Regions from separate parts of the Homo sapiens genome. Here region 1 is linked to region 2. The links are chromatin loops, found by intact Hi-C in ENCODE. Cell type or tissue: IMR-90. All regions are shown on one strand. Links, peaks and the distances in the headings refer to the core of each region. The heading gives the core; the rest is flanking DNA.

Region 1 (2,924 bases), core at 288-2,787, 52 kb after region 2:
TTTCAAAATTATACCTGCACATAACTTAAAGTTAATAAGGCTTGTGACAAAAAGAAAAGTAAATTACAAAACAAAAAACAAAACGACAATCTTTTGTACCATAGCTCGCTCCCATTTCTTGCTACCCAAAGACAACTACTTATTTCAGTGAATTATTTTATTTATTTCCATATATCTCAGTAGCATGTTTATAGCGATATTTCTTGATTTGTCAGTTTTAGACATTATGTATTGGCTGGCTTGCTCCTCTGCGTAGACTACTTCTTTACCTCTTCCCCACTTCCACCATCCCCAAACACATACATGCATGTATGCACACACACATTCCCATGTACACTCACACATACCCATACACACATGCATATGTGTGCTCACTCACACATACAAACACATTCATATACATGTATATACATACACATATATACTCACACACATATATGCACATACACATATACATGCACACACACATCCTATCCCCTGATATTCCTGGCATGTTTAGATATTAATTTTGTTTAGCTCAATAGTCAATATTTACATTGAACCCAGTTGGGCCAGCACTTTTGTTTTCTATGGTATTACTAATTACATTTTTATTTGCTTTGTTTTCTATACATTCATCACAAATGCACCAAGTTCTTCTCCATTGCCTAAATCTCCTTTCAATATATTCTTTCACCCTAATAATTCCTTCTTTTGGAGCTGTCTCCTGGAGCTTGCTGACCTGTCTTCACTTGTTCGGTGGCTCCCTACACCTGCTAAGCGGCTGCCACCCTGGGATCTTCCTTGGCCTCACCCTGAGGATTCCCTTTGCCTCTGCCTTCCGGGGGATCTCCTGTTTCATGGGTCACATGTCTTCTGTTTTGTTTACTCTCTCATTGTGGTGGAACATCTCCTCTCGTAGCTTCCTGACAAAGGATGTTTGGATGGTAAATTCCTAGAGACTCCAAATGTCTGAAAACATCTTCAGTCCATTGCATACTAACGATATTCTGACTGGGAATAGAATTCTAGGTGGAACATTTTTTTTTTTTTTAGTATTTAAAAAAAAGATCCATAGATTTCTAGTCTCCTCTCTTGCTGTTGAGAAATCCAAAATCGTTCTCTGCTAACATCTCCCCACCATCCACCTCTACCTCCAAGCTTATAGGATTTTTCTGTCTGTCTCCAGGGTTTTGTAATTTCATAATGATGTACCAGCCAAGGGCCTGACAGGGAACCAACCATACTCTTAGATGGAATTTCTGGAGACTTTTTAATGAAGGAACTATGTACACAGACCACGATGAAAGGAACCCAAAGGAAGCTAGCAGCACCCTTTGACCTGAAGGTGCGGAGGAAAGAAATATCAGATTCTGGTTGTGAGCTGCTGCTCTGGATCATGGATTGCCCAACAGGAACTGAGCAGCAGCAGTTCTCCTTGCCAGGACTGTGCACAACTTTGTCATAGCCTGCATCATCTGGTTGTGGTGGTTGTGGTGAGAGCAAAATCATATTTATGTCCTCACTTACGTGATCTTCTCCAGTGAGAACTTGGTGCTTGCCAGCTGTGTATTGGTCTCTGGCTTATCAGATCCTCTTCCCTAGATTCTCACAGAATAAATTTTTTTTTTTTTTTTTTTTTTTTTTTTTTTTTTTTTTTTTTTGTGCTGAGGGACAGGGTATGCGTTTTTGTTTTTTGTTTTTGTTTTTTTGAGACGGAGTTTCACTCTTGTTGTCCAGGCTGGAGTGCAATGGCATGATCTCAGCTGACTGCAACCTCTGCTTCCAAGGTTCAAGCAATTCTCCTGCCTCAGCCTCCCGAGTAGCTGGGATTATAGGCTCCCGCCACCATGCCCAGATAATTTTTGTATTTTTAGTAGAGACAGGGTTTCACCATGTTGGCCAGGCTGATCTCGAACTCCTGACCTAGGTGATCCACCCACCTCAGCCTCCCAAAGTGCTGGGATTACAGGTGTGAGCCACCTCGCCTGGCTCATTCTTGCCATTTCTTTCTTCTTCTTTTATTATACTTTAAGTTCTGGGGTACATGTGCAGAACGTGCAGTTTTCTTACGTAGGTATACATGTGCCATGATGGTTTGCTGTACAGAATGGGATAAATGTTTGATGTGGTTACAGGAAGGTGAGATAACTTAGTTGCTGGAACTTGGTGGGAGGAAATAGTTCAGTTAGCCAACAGGGAGGAACTACAGCTCTTGGCCCACTTTTCCAGGGCCCTGTGCAGGTGTCTGTTTGGCAAGAAGTAAACAGACAAGTGGAAGGCCTTAAAGGTAATCCTGCTAAGTAGGACACACATTGGCAGTCCTTGAAGGAAAATATCACTCACTCACAGGTCCCAGGATGGGCCAAGCCCAGTCCTGATAGGGCAGCTGCTGCCTTCTACAGTAGCATCATTGTATGAGCTAGAAAAATGTAGTCCCTTTGTAAAAGGTACTCCCTCTGTAGAGACAATAAAAAAGATGCTCCCTCTGCACAGACCCAGACTGTGGGGGCATGGCTTAGTGAGCAGAGCAGAGCGGAATGCTAACCACCGTTCATTCCCTGGGCCAGACACCTTTTGTCAAATGGACAAACTTTACAACCATGTAAAGCAGCCCTCAGTCCTCATGTAGTGATTCTGACAAATTTTCCATGTATAGACCGTGGCTACAGTAGGGCATCATGACACTGGGGAAAAAGAAAGCTCTATTGTCATCATCCCAGAGCCAGCCCATCCCAGAGCAAAATAACAACAACAAATTTGGGGAAACTAAAATCACAGAAAGATGAATGGTAACCAACTTAGCAGACTCAAGAAAGGTGAATCTTAAGCCAGCAACAGGGAAAAGCCAAAATGCCACCAGAATTATACCATGAATTATATCATGCTCAGATGCAGCCTGTCCCATTTCTCTAGGATGTTCTTTATTTGGAAGCAAGCTTCAT
Region 2 (2,924 bases), core at 290-2,789:
TGCTGGTGCCTTCATCTTGAACTTCCCAACCTCCAGAACTGTTTTAAATAAATTTCTTTTGTTTAAAAGCTACCCATTTTAGTGTATTTTACTATAGCAGCCCAAATGCACTCCAGCAATGATCTATATTTTAGTCTCAGCACATCTTTAAATGTTTTTTTCTCTTAAAAAGCTATGTTGGAACTAAGAAACCCTTCAAATCTACACAAATAGGTCTTTGTGTAATAGGATTATAAATAAGTATATAAACCTTCATAAAATAGGTTCAGGAAAGTTTTCCTCTACCATATATTTAATTGTGGCTTTTGTTCATTTCAGTCTCCTTCAAGAACAGCCTTATCCATATATTGAGATCTCTGTTCTCCATTCAGTCAGTCACTTGTCATTTTTATCTCTTTGCCTTTCCCCACTGCATCCTAGGAGAGCTTATAAACTGTAAAATCCACATTGCTATTATCCAGAACATTTTTCTCTTCAATTACTCCAATATAGATTTTATTTAGAATGCATTTTAATTTTTCTTGCATGTCTCCCTTTTGTCTTCCATTTTCTTTTTCATCTTATCTGGTTATCTTTTTTAAAAAAATCTCTCATGCTGTTAACATTTTGTACCAACCTACCCTTTTCACAACCTGCCTGTTCCAATTTCTTTAAAACCACTTTTTTGCACTCCATTAAATATACCTACCTCAGTATCTAGCACTTTCTAGTTATACAGTAAATATTTGTGGAATTAATTAATTTTAAATGAACAATTGAACCTTAGACTGTAGGTCAAGTTCCATAGTAAATGGAAAAGATACTATGCTAACAAAATTGGCAGTGCATCCAAAAGAAAACAAAATGTCTTTGCTTTTTGTGTTCCAGTTTTATCCAAAGTCCGTTTTTAAGGTGTAGTTTAAAAAAAGTATCCAAAATTTAAACCTGTTTAATAAAAATAACTGATTATCATTAATACTGGATCCAGCCTATGTAATAAGGCACTTCTTTTAAAAAAAATTGCCTTGAAGAAAAAATTTCTTTCTGAAACATTGAAACCTCCTTCTGCTCACTTTCTTGCACTCTATGAATGTATTTGAAGCTTCTTCTTTTTGTGTTTTGCTGGGAAAAGGTCCAAATTTGAAATATTAACAATAGCACAGTTTAAAAAAAAAAAAAAAAAAGGAAAGAAAACTCTTTTGGTCATTTTAACCAGCCACAAGTGGCCAGCGTAAACTTCCTTCATGAAAGCTTCTTGCCTAGAGGTGGAACTGGGTCATTATATCTGTACAATAACCACCCCTACAAACAACATACGAATGCCAGATGGTTGGAACTGTTCCATTAAGAAACTGATGTCTTCATTGTTTGGAATTTGATTTTGTAGCTTTCTCCATATAGTGATTTGATTGCAGTATTTGGAAGCTTTGAAAGCTTTCCCATAAATTATTCCACCTCTTGAATGTGAAACTAGGGTAGGCTCATTAGCCTGTTTTTCCGTTAGTATGCTACTTCCACCTTCTTACTCAGAAGTGGATAATTTAGGCAGAATTCATAAAAAGAAAATCTGGGTTTTATGCTTTGGTTGTTTCTTCAAGGAACTTACTACTGCATATTTCTCTCACTTTAAACTTTTTATTTCTTTTCTTTTCTTTTATTGTTATTGTTTTGTAGAAACAGATTCTCTCTATGTTGTCTAGAGTGGTCTCGAACTCCTGGCCGCAAATTCCTGGCTTCAAGCAAGCCTCCTGCCTCAGCCTCCCAAAGTGTTGAGATTACACGCATGAGATTGAGATTACACTTCACCCAGCCACTTCTTTCACTTTGTTCATGGAATATTTATGTAGCAATTCTCATGAAAAATAATATAATAATCACTAACAAAGTTCTTAGTATGTCCTTACCTGGCTCTTATATTACTTTCAGGTTCTTACACTACTCTAAACATTTTATACACATTAACTCCTATGAGCATCACAACTCTGTGACATGAATACTGTTATTATTTCCATTTTATTGAAGAATAAGGAATACTGAAGTCAAGTAACTTACCTAAGATCAAGTAGGCAGTAAGTGGCAGAACTAGGATGTTGATACAGTCTGTGTTCTTAGCCACCTCGCCACACAGCACATTGTGGAAGTCCCAACTAATCTATCTTATTCAAAAGAACAATGGTAAAACAAAATTCTCTGCTCCCCACTTATTCCTCATCAATATGAACAGAGCCTTGGCATTAGTGTAACAAATGGCTTGTCTATTCCAAGCCTTAGAGAAAACCCCACGGTATACAACCACCTATCAATAGGTCCAGTCTTTAAAGAATCTTGGAGAGCCAGCTGGGCGTGGTGACTCACGCCTGTAATCCCAGCACTTTGGGAGGCCAAGGAGGGCAGATCACGAGGTCAGGAGATCGAGACCATCCTGGCTAACACGGTGAAACCCCATCTCTACTAAAAATACAAAAAATTAGCCAGGCGTGGTGGCAGGTGCCTGTAGTCCCAGGTACTCGGGAGGCTGAGGCAGGAGAATGGCATGAACCCAGGAGGCAGAGCTTGCAGTGAGCCGAGATCGCGCCACTGCATTCCAGCCTGGGCGACAGAGTGAGACTCCGTCTCAAAAAAAAAAAAAATTCTTGGAGAGATCCATTATTCTGTTCATTAAATAAAGGTTTCTTACCCCTAAAATTCTTTACAAACTACCTTGCTATGAATCTTTGTGTACCCCCATTTTCTTAAAGTGAAACATGAAATTTAAAAAAATATCCATCTGCAGGAGAAACGAAGTGTGGCATGAAGTTACAGAAAATGGAAGTGACCTATAAAATCAACACTACAAGGAGTTTTACAACATGGTCATTATTGTGATATTACTCAGGATCAGTAGGTCCTAGGGGAAAGACATATGCCTGACCTGAAAGTGAAAGAACATGGGGACATGATAACCA

Evidence for each region. A loop is a pair of places that touch in the nucleus more often than their neighbours do. Peaks named below come from ENCODE experiments on the same cell type or tissue, not always from the same donor. Only the 100,000 strongest peaks of a DNase experiment are listed, where the experiment ranks them.
Region 1: it touches region 2 in a loop (2.3-fold over the local background); 1 of 110 quality-filtered maps calls a loop at or near these places.

The regions. Positions count from the first base shown.
Region 1 is chr9:111,107,714-111,110,637 of GRCh38, forward strand. No RefSeq gene overlaps it. Among named protein-coding and RNA genes, the nearest start is that of LPAR1, 71 kb to the left of the region's middle. In IMR-90, for the core only: no CTCF peak of the experiment used is centred there; a DNase peak (open chromatin) is centred at 1,438.
Region 2 is chr9:111,055,458-111,058,381 of GRCh38, forward strand. No RefSeq gene overlaps it. Among named protein-coding and RNA genes, the nearest start is that of LPAR1, 18 kb to the left of the region's middle. In IMR-90, for the core only: no CTCF peak of the experiment used is centred there; a DNase peak (open chromatin) is centred at 1,294.